2 separate regions of the Homo sapiens genome follow, and region 1 is linked to region 2. Evidence: chromatin loops called from intact Hi-C (ENCODE). Cell type or tissue: GM12878. All regions are shown on one strand.

What was found. Hi-C counts contacts between places; a loop is a spot of excess contacts. Peaks named below come from ENCODE experiments on the same cell type or tissue, not always from the same donor. Only the 100,000 strongest peaks of a DNase experiment are listed, where the experiment ranks them.
Region 1: a loop joins it to region 2, with 13 times the contacts of the local background. A loop is called at or near these places in 7 of 110 quality-filtered maps.

The regions. Positions count from the first base shown.
Region 1 is chr5:118,609,636-118,614,635 of GRCh38, reverse strand. LINC02215 (long intergenic non-protein coding RNA 2215) reads right to left here. Exons shown (of 5, transcript NR_104998.1): 2 at 4,759-4,897; 3 at 3,209-3,276; 4 at 285-343. Among named protein-coding and RNA genes, the nearest start is that of LINC02215, 16 kb to the right of the region's middle. In GM12878, a CTCF peak has its summit at 3,093 (motif pointing right); no DNase peak of the experiment used is centred here.
Region 2 is chr5:117,451,872-117,456,871 of GRCh38, reverse strand. It overlaps LOC124900192, which reads right to left and starts at 1,923. Exons shown (of 2, transcript XM_047417986.1): 1 at 1,418-1,923. The coding sequence starts at 1,763. The region is part of intron 2 of LINC00992 (long intergenic non-protein coding RNA 992); the gene reads right to left. RefSeq lists an enhancer at 2,095-2,264. In GM12878, a CTCF peak has its summit at 1,995 (motif pointing left); a DNase peak (open chromatin) is centred at 2,001; H3K4me3 peaks cover 509 bases.

The DNA of each region.
Region 1 (5,000 bases), 1.2 Mb before region 2:
ATCACAAAGTGTATTAGTGATACAACCAGGAACCAAACCTGAATTGTCCAAATTAGAGTCTGTGTACTTAATCCATAAGCTAAATTGCCTCTCCAGGAAAAAACCTTCCACCTCTATGTGCTCTCTTCTTAAACCTAAGGAAGGAGGCCGTTTTCACCACTTCAGTTAAAGCTGTTTCATGTCCAGGAGGAAGTTGACTTTTGTAAGATCGTTGACCAGTGGCAAGGGGCACCATAAGTGCATTTTGAAGGAGTGGCTGTTCTGATCATTGGCCCTGCACTTACCTGAGCAGTCCCAAGAGAGGTGAAGACCAGAAAGGCCAAGTTCAACATTTTGTTTGCATCTGTATTAAAAGAGAAAGAAAACATGTGTGAACTTTCTCATGGATACAGAAGTAATGGCCTCTAGTAAGCGGGCTGAAGTGTGGTGAGTTGGAGACTCACTTTTCCTCACATGTCTTCTGTGTTACACAGGTGTTTTCAATACTGTGCAACTGTTAGTTTCATAATATTTTCCACAAAAAGAAATATCATTCGCCTGTAATCCCCAGCACTTTGGGAGGCCGAGGTGGGCCGATCACGAGGTCAAGAGATCAAGACCATCCTGGCCAACATGGTGAGACCCCATCTCTACTAAAAATACAAAAATTAGCTGGGTGTGGTGGCAGGCACCTGTAGTCCCAGCTACTTGGGAGGCTGAGGCATGAGAATCGCTTGAACCTGGGAGGTGGAGGTTGCAGCGAGCCAAGATCGTGGCACTCCAGTCCAGCCTGGCGACAGAGCAAGACTCCGTCTCAACAACAACAACAAAAATATTCTGTGTATATACCAATTAGTATAAGCCCGAACTCAGGGAGGTCTTTGCTGTAGAAATTCATGTAGAAATTACAAGTATCTGAGCAAAGGTAGATCAGGACAAGGGAAGCTGAGTTTGGGGGCTCTTAGGGAAAAATAACCCTTAGGAACTGGTGACTTGTGAGTTCTACCTCGTTAAGCTAGGTACCCAGTGATGGGAAGGGGAAGCATATCTGACAGGTTTCTACCATGGCCATCAGAGCTAATGATAACAGAGCAGATGGAGGTTGAGGAGATTTGGGAGGAGAGGGCACGTGAAATTTAGGTTATGTTGCATTGGTGTGGCCTGTTGAGCATCTAAAATACCAGGAGAACCCAGATACATGATCCTAATGCCTGCTGTGGCATTGATGCTTGATGCACATATGCTTGATGGGACTCTGAATCCTTGGAAGGGCCTTATTTTGACAACTTGCCAGTTGAAAATGTCAGTAGGGGCTAGTGCACATGTATCTAGGCTGATATTTTTGCATTATAGACATGTCTTTAAATCTAATAGCAGAATTAGGTGCCATGAGTTAAAATACATATGATTAAGTCCAGACGTGGTGGCTCAGGCCTGTAATCCCAGCACTTTGGGAGGCCAAGGCTGGTGGATCACTTGAGGTCAGGAGTTCGAGACCAGCCTGGCCAACATAGTGAAACCCTATCTCTACTAAAAATACAAAAAATTAGCTGAGAGTGGTGGTGGGCACCTGTAATCCTAGCTACTCGGGAGGCTGAGGCAGGAAAATTGCTTGAACCTGGGAGGTAGAGGTTGCAGTTAGCTGAGATCATGCCACTGCACTCCAGCCTGGGCAACAGAGTGAGACTCTGTCTCAAAAAAAAAAAAAAAAAACAAAAACCAAAAAAAAACCCCAAAACCCAGAAACATACAATTAAGTGTTTTTTAGAGCTGTGGTTAATCAGATCATGATAGTCAAATGAATAAATTTTAAACCCTTATTAATGTTTTTAATGCTAGGCATTTACAGTTAAAATCAATATTTTTCTCAAAGTAATGACTCTAGATATTGGATTATATCATTTAGGCATAAAACTTTCTGATAAATATGCACTGGGAAATGATTTCACATCTAACTTTTCTTTCAGGGAAAGTGGAAAAGTTAAAGGGTTTGGACAAAACCACATATAACAATGTACTTAGTGTAAAAATATTTTTTAAATAATAAATGTGCATTTAAAACATTGTGAAAATTTGGTTTCTGTAACACTATGAATCCTAAAAGGCAATACAAAGTATTGTTAATCAACTGTTGGATTAATGTTTATTATAACCAAAAATTTTTATTTAGAATTTTCAAAATTATTATAAAGTAGAATTGCATATTTTATATGCTGCAATACTTTGGGGCCCCTCATCATTAATGTGTGGACTAATAGGAACATAGTTTTAATATAAGCTTAACTCCATTCTTTGCTTCACTGAGGGTCTAAAGTACAAGTTCTTTCTGCTTTCAAGGAAAGGGAGATTTAGAAAGTTTGTTTCGTGTGATAATTAAGGGCATGAGCCCTGGAGATAAACCACACAGGTTCAAATCCCCTCTCTAGCACTGATTAGCTGTGTGGCTTTGGGAAAATTATTTTTTCTGTGCTACAATTTTATAATCTATAAAAGGGGAATAAAAGTTACACCTACCTCTGATAGATGTGGGTATTAAGTGAGTTAATACATATAAAGCAACTAAACCAATGTATGCATATACTAAATATTTAATTAACATCAGATATTATTAGTTTTTGATTGGCTCTAGATCTGGTAGTAATCAAGGCCTTGCACTATCAAGGCCTATTATAAAAGACTACAGAGAAAGAATAATAACCGCTCGCTTGTTGAGTGCTTACTGTGTATCAGACACTTTTCAAGGCACCTTTTATGTACTAAAGAAAAGGGAATTTATAGGCACAGAAAAATTGTTTTTGATAAACATAGAGAAGAAATTTTCCCTGTGTCTGAAAGATCCTCTAAATTGGCGAGAGAGACCATGGGTCCTAGGAAAAGAATGGGTTTGGGTCATGCTTCCTAACAGCACAGCCCCGAGAGAAAGTTGGGGGTTGGTGCTTCTGGGACAATGGGATCATAGGCACTTTTGTAAAGAAAAATTCCTGATGAGAAGATTTCTATCATGGAAACAAAGGTCCATCAAGAATAGACTATGAAGAGTAGTGTCATTGTTTCAGCACCCAGAATCTTTGTGGTTCTTGTATTGACCTGCAATATTGGTCAGCTGTCACCAGAGGGTGCCCTGTCCACATCTGCCCAAAAAGACTAGATTAACTCTCCTTCCTATGGACATACAGGAAAGATTTTATTAATGGCAGCTAGAGTAGTGTCCTTCCATCAGGGGACATACCTGTCCAGTACAGTGACTGACTTACTCCATGTGAACGTCCATCCTCGTATCACAACACTCCAGCATATCTGCAAGACCAGAAGATGGTAGCGGGGCGCCGATCAATCAGTTGAATGGGACGGTGTTATCGTGGAGCTGAATTGAACCCTCTTAAAACCCCCTGTGCTGTGGCAGCAATAAATGATCCCTACAATGCATTAATATTCAGTGTATATTTGGGCTTATTTTAGAGACTTAATAAAAGTATAGTGGCTGGACATGGTGGCTCATGCCTGTAACCCTAGCACTTGGGATTAGGAGGCAGGAGGGAGGAGGACTGCTTGAACCCAGGAGTTTGAGACCAGCCTGGGCAACATAAGGAGACCTCATCTCTACGAAAAAAGTATGTCCTATAGCAAGATAGAAGAGGTAGATTCTATACATTCTACACTTATATTTCCCCAAATCTGTGTGAGCCTATGTGAACCCAGGCAAGTCATTTAATGTTACCCATTTCCATCATCTGAAGAATCAAGGGGTTGGGTTACAAGATGATACATAAAATTTCTAATAGTTTCTCTAAGATTTGGAACTCAAATGGATGATTGTGAATGCCTATAGAAGATCATGGTGAAATCTTTGAAGCGAGCTGGTAATGTAGTGCTAGTATTTGCAGATTGATAGGCATGAGTGCTGATAAAAGGAGAGAGAGGTCATTGGAGCAGGCTTTGATGATGGATGTGACTAGTTGATCAAGGGAAGAAAAACAATAGGCTGGAGAATGGAAAGAAGATGATGACTGCTGGAGTAAGTAATTAAGATTCTTATCCTCTGGTGACATTAGGCAGGGTTCTGGAAATCTTCATGCCTTGGGTGGATTTGCAGACTAAACTCAATAATTTATTGTTCATTTTTGTTCTCCTTACATTATTTGAGCTCCTTAACCCTGAGAACTTAAAGAAGAATGGAAAGCTATGCATTAAAGATAGAAATAGTGGCAGGAATATTTTCTTAGCTTCTTGGTTTCCTGTACTTGGCTCCAGGATGCAGACTTTCACAAATTCAGGCACACTTTCTTTAGGGAGGAATGTGGCTTAGAGTTAAAAGATGTTAACACTCCTTGGGGACTATTCTTATAGCTGCCTGAGTGGCAGGGTACTGTGACCTTGAAGAGAACCAAGGAGAAAGAACAGGTTTCAGGAGATAGGTATCATGCCAGTTGTAGCAATTGTGACCCATCCAGCTTCTGTGCATCAGAGTTGAACCATCTTTTCACTGGTTTCTCTCCTTGAAAACATTAAAAGTGAGTATTTATCTCTCGTTGGCTTATTTATTCCTCAGACTCAAAATGGAGAATGCATTGAATTATTTTCTCTGACATAGAGATAAAGTTTTTATACACTTAGAAAGCTCTTTCTTTGTTATTTTTTTGGTTTCAGTATATCAGTAGAGAGTTATCTTTTCATATATAATACTAACTTTTTAGATTTTTAACATTGTTATGGTAGTTTTAGTTTTCTTTTTTTTTTAACAAAAGGGGGAGATAAATCTGTGGATGAATGTTTCCTTACCTAGGCTGAAATCTCTTAGATATTTTCTTTTCTGTAAACCTCTGAGGCAGATGGTTTCAAACTTTCTCACTTTCAGAAACTTAGTGCCCTTAGTGATTCAGTATATTTTTCACAGTCACGCCTAGGCCAAAAGAAAAACCTAGCAGTTGTGTTTATTAAGTACATAGCTCCAAACAATTTAAGTATTTATACCTAACAACTTAACAGCTTTATGAAAAAATAATATACATAAGTTACCTGTG
Region 2 (5,000 bases):
ACAAAAGATAGCCTTGTCTCAGAAGTCTGTTTCTCCTGGGCTGGCGATGCACCTCTAAGAGTAATTTAGGCACCTAAGGAAGGACTTTTCAGACAAGAGAGGAATAAATGACCATTCGCATCTTACAGAAGGATCACCAAGAGCATTAGCATGTCCCTGTAAGTGCACCTCTGTTTTCTGGGGCATTGATCACATCGAAACTTGATTTCTCTTAAGATCCACTGAATCCCAAAAAGAAATTGAGGTGTATACTTTTCATTATCCCATTTGCAAAGTGAATGATTTTTTTTTTTAATCCAAAAAAGCAGCATCAAAATCAGGCCACTAAGAAGAAAGGTAAATCTGGTGCTGAAGGAATATGCTCCTTATTCCTCAATGGCGTACGGAAGTTTATGATTCTGTTGAAAAAGTCATAACTCCGCTTCATTCTCTTGAGATGCAGAGTAAAGGGAGAAAATAGTGTTATTAATTTTATCAAAATTCTGCCCTCTCAGGATGGCTGAGTTGAGATGTCAGATGCCAGTTCTCCTCAGAAAGAACCAAAGTTACAGATGAATAATCGTAAGTTGAATAGAAGATTAAGGAGAGAGTGCCAGAACCTATTGGAGAACTCACAGAAAGAAGCTAGGGCACAGAAAAAAGAAGGAAGAGTGTGGCAGAGATTGAACCCCAAGGAACTTGGAGTCTGGTGGAAAGGGTAGGTGCGGTGTTTTGCGTTCCACTCACAGCTGTGGCAGACTGGGTTTCCGAGCTGTAGGAGAGCTCCTTTGCTGGCCCTAGCCCAAGGACCGGTGTGGGTGGTGATTTGTTAATTTACTGAGGGCATTGCACCAGGCTACCAGCTTGTGTAAAGTTGCTCACCCTCTCCCCAGACCTGAGCTGCAGTGGTAAGCGCCATATTGAGTGTGCATCATTGTGGTCCTCTGTCCTGCCCAGAAAATCTCAGCCTTCGTGTCTCCACATCACCAGATCCCCCGCAGACATTCCCTAGCACCTGCTTAGATTGCAGCAGCCACACATGGGGCCAGATGTACCTAAGGTAGCTGCAGAATTCCCGGTGGTCTGAACCTCAGGGTATGCTGCCCCTAGGGGAAGGGAGAGTGCAGCGCGCCTAGGGAGTGCCCCATGGGACAAACGAAGCCAGAGCGTATGCTCTCCCGTGCCCAAGAGTTTCCTGCTTGGGGACTGAGGGTGACAGCACCCCTTCCAGCAGAGAAATGGGCACCATGCTCAGTGCTCTGGGGGGAAGTGTTTTTTAGCCCCAGTGGTCAGGCAGCCCCAGTGCTCAGGCACAGTAGTAGAGAGGAGGATTTCTCCTTCCCGACTGCCCACTGCTGCAGACAAAGCCGTGGATGCCTGTGGACAGCCAATACAGGACTATCAGGAGCAGCTACAATGATATTGGTGGTGTGCCTACCTGCCGAGTCCGACCTTCTTGCACCATAGGCAGAACCCCTTCCTCTCTCCACACTGAGTGGCAGCGTCCTCGCAGTGGAGAACAGATGACCAGCAAAGCTGTCTGTTTTCGGCTGAGGGAAGAGACTCCTCCCTGAAACCATGGTACAGGTGTTTTCTGTGGCTCTCAGCTTCATTGCAGCTTGAAGATAGACGGCAGTGTCTGTTTGAACTGAGACACATGAGACCCGGGACAGGAGTATGATAGGGAAACGTTCCTGCCTATCCAGGATGTGAAGCTGGCGCAACCGCCTACCACCTCTGGAGAGACCTCGGCACATTTCACCAGTTTTCCCTGCTACCCTCATCAGCACTGGTGCTGCTGCTTGTCACTGGAGTACCTGAGGCTGAGACTGGCTGTCCAGCTCCGCCCAGCTTTGACCCCTGCTCCAGGGCTGAGCAGGTAACTCACGGCACCGGACATTCCACCGACCAGTCCATCCCTTCAGGTAACAGCGAGCTCCTCCTAGAAAATAAAGATTAAGCCTATACTTACCTGTTTCTGCCACAGCCAGTTCTTACTTACTAGTGCCACCTACTGGCCGGGAGGTTGAACTGCACAACCCGATACAAAATCTGACTCCAGAGCACAGCGCATGGAAATGAGATAAGCTTCTTGAGGCCTCCACCTGCCTGTCTCTATAGGAGACTGAGCATTTACTCACGTGCCCAGTATGTCACTACTACAACCACCATTTGAGAAATTCACCACACCAAGGAAAAGACCTTGCCCGCATGATTCAGTTACCTCCTACTGGGTCCCTCCCATGACACGTGGGAATTATGGGAGCTACATTTCAAGATGAGACATGGGTGGGGACACAGCCAAGCCATATCAGGACTTAAAAGTAAGACCTCAATCTATAAAAATTCTAGAAGAAAACCTAAGAAAAACTCTTCTGGACATTGGCCTGGGCAAATAATTTATGACTAAGACCTCAAAAGCAAATGCAACAAAAACAAGAAAAGACAAATGGGACTTAATTAAACTGAAAAGCTTCTGCACAGCAAAATAAATACTCAACACTGTAAACAGACAACCTACAGAGTGGGAGAAAGAATTTGCAAACTATGCATCCCACAAAAGGCTAATATCAGAAATGTACAAGTAACTTAAACAATAAAAAAACTCCATTAAGAAGTGAGCAAAGGAAATTAACAGACACTTTCTAAAAGAAGACATACAAGCAGCCAACAGACATGAAAAAAATGCTCAACATCACTAACCATCAGAGAAATGCAAATTAAAACCACACTGAGATATCATCTCACACTAATCAGAATGGCTTTTATTAAAAAGTCAAAAAATAGCAGATGTTGGAGAGGATGCAGAGAAAAGGGAATGCTTTACACAATGTTGGTATGAATGTAAATTATTACAACCTCTACGAAAAACAGTGTAGAAACTTCCCAAATAAGTAATATTTGAACTATCCTTAAATCCAACAATCCCACTATTGGTTATCTGCCCAAAGGAAAAGAGCTTAATATATCAAAAAGATACCTGCACTTCTATGTTTTTCAGAGCACTGTCCACATTAGCCAAGATGTGAAATTGACCTAAGTGTCCATTGACAGATTATTGGATAGAGAAACTGTGGTATATACATACCATAGAATACTACTCCGCCATACAAAATAATGAAATTACATCCTTTGTTGCAACATGGATGGAACCGAAGCCTATTATCTTAAGTGAAATAACTCAGAAACAAAAAGTTAAATACCACATGCTCTCGCTTATAAATAAGAGCTAAACGACGTATACATGTGGACATACAGAGTGGAATAATAGACTTGGGAGACTACAAAAGGCGGGACAGTGGGAGAGGGGTAAGGGATGAAAAAATACCTAATGAGTACAATGTACATTATTTGGGTGATGGTTACACTAAAACTCAGACTTCACTGCTCGCAATATATCCATGTAACAAAAATGCATGCGTGCTCCTAAAATCTATAAAAATTAAATAAATAAATAAATAAGTGGTACAATAAAACCTCATTGGGTACCCAGTAGAATTGCCTAAAAATAATGATTAGAAACTTAATGCATATATTAAATGTCTTAGTTTGCTCTCAGGCATTTACTTTATTATTTAATATGTTAAATGTAACAATTTTTATTATAACATTTTATAAAAATATGAATTTTGCATATTATTTTCTACGTAGAAAGTACACATCAGAACTGCCACAATGATACTGCAATGAATCTCACGTACTGGGCATCTTTTGTCTTAGCCTGGTTTCCCCAGAAATTGGAGATTGAGGCAAAGGCTTATGAGCTACTACTGTTTTAGGAAATGTAATCCCAGAGAGCTGACCTGAGAGACAAAGGGAGAGAAAGAGTATTTAAAAAGTAGAGTATACTACAAAAATGTGCTATTGAATTAGTGGTGATTGCCTGATCTCTAAGAAGCATTCTCTAAGAAAACATATAAACTGTATTTCAAAACAGTCTATCCAGAGGGAAAAAGTGATAAAAAATGTTTTCCCCAGTGTCTCCCATGTGTCAAAGATTGTCTCTGGGGAAACTGGAAAATTTTCATACTTCCACATTGCATATATATGGTAGTAAACTAAATCCCACAGCATTTTGTGCCTTTGGCATCCAAAGATAGCCGTAGGGCAGGAGGCAAGAGGTTCAGGGCACATGCATGAGGCATGGTACTGTTAGGCTGCATTTGTTGGAGCCCATGCAGAGCAGGTGACCACAATAGTAGCTGTAACAAGGCATAGTGAAGCTACAAATGATGTAAAGTGATGCATGCGAGAAGTGGTTTTCCAATTGTTGCAGGCATCAGAAGCACCTGGGGGGCTTGTTGCAACACAGATTGCTGGGTGCCATCCCCACAATTTCTGATTCAGTAGGTCTGAGATAGGGCCCAAAAATGCATTTTTAGCAAGTTTGTAGGTGATGCAATGCTACTGACCCCAGACTACATTTTGATAAATCCTGCATAAGTCTACAGTCCAGTACTCCTTCCACACATATTCCCCCACATCCAGGTGGGCTAGTGTGTATTAGTGAACTCCTAAAATTTCTTCTAGGTATGATCTATTTCCTCCAGACCACAGATTACACTTTTCTGAATGGCTTATGCTGAAAGTGGACTCTGCTTATCCACCTAGAGACAATAAAAATGGTTGGGGAGCATCTTGAGGAGAAAAGATGCTATCTTCTGAGCTATGTTCCTCAAATGGGGCTTTTGTAAAGACTGCTGGGATGAGGCTGCTCATGTCTGGCAAGGGGAAAGAGTGGCTTTTGCCAGACCAGAGGGTTCAACAGAAGCTGGAAGACCAATATCCTTATCGCTAGAATCCTCAACCAAAAACTCCTTTTCTGTGGTTATCCATTTTTCCCATTCTTCTAGACAGAGTGATATATTTTACGAGAAGATGGGAATGAGGTAAATCTAAAACTTATTTTAAGAAGTTTACTTTCAGTTTACTAAGCTCCATGTAAAAACTATTGTTTATCTGTAATTTAGACTTTTGAAAGCAGTAGAAAAATATTTGATGAAGGTGTCAATTGAACAATA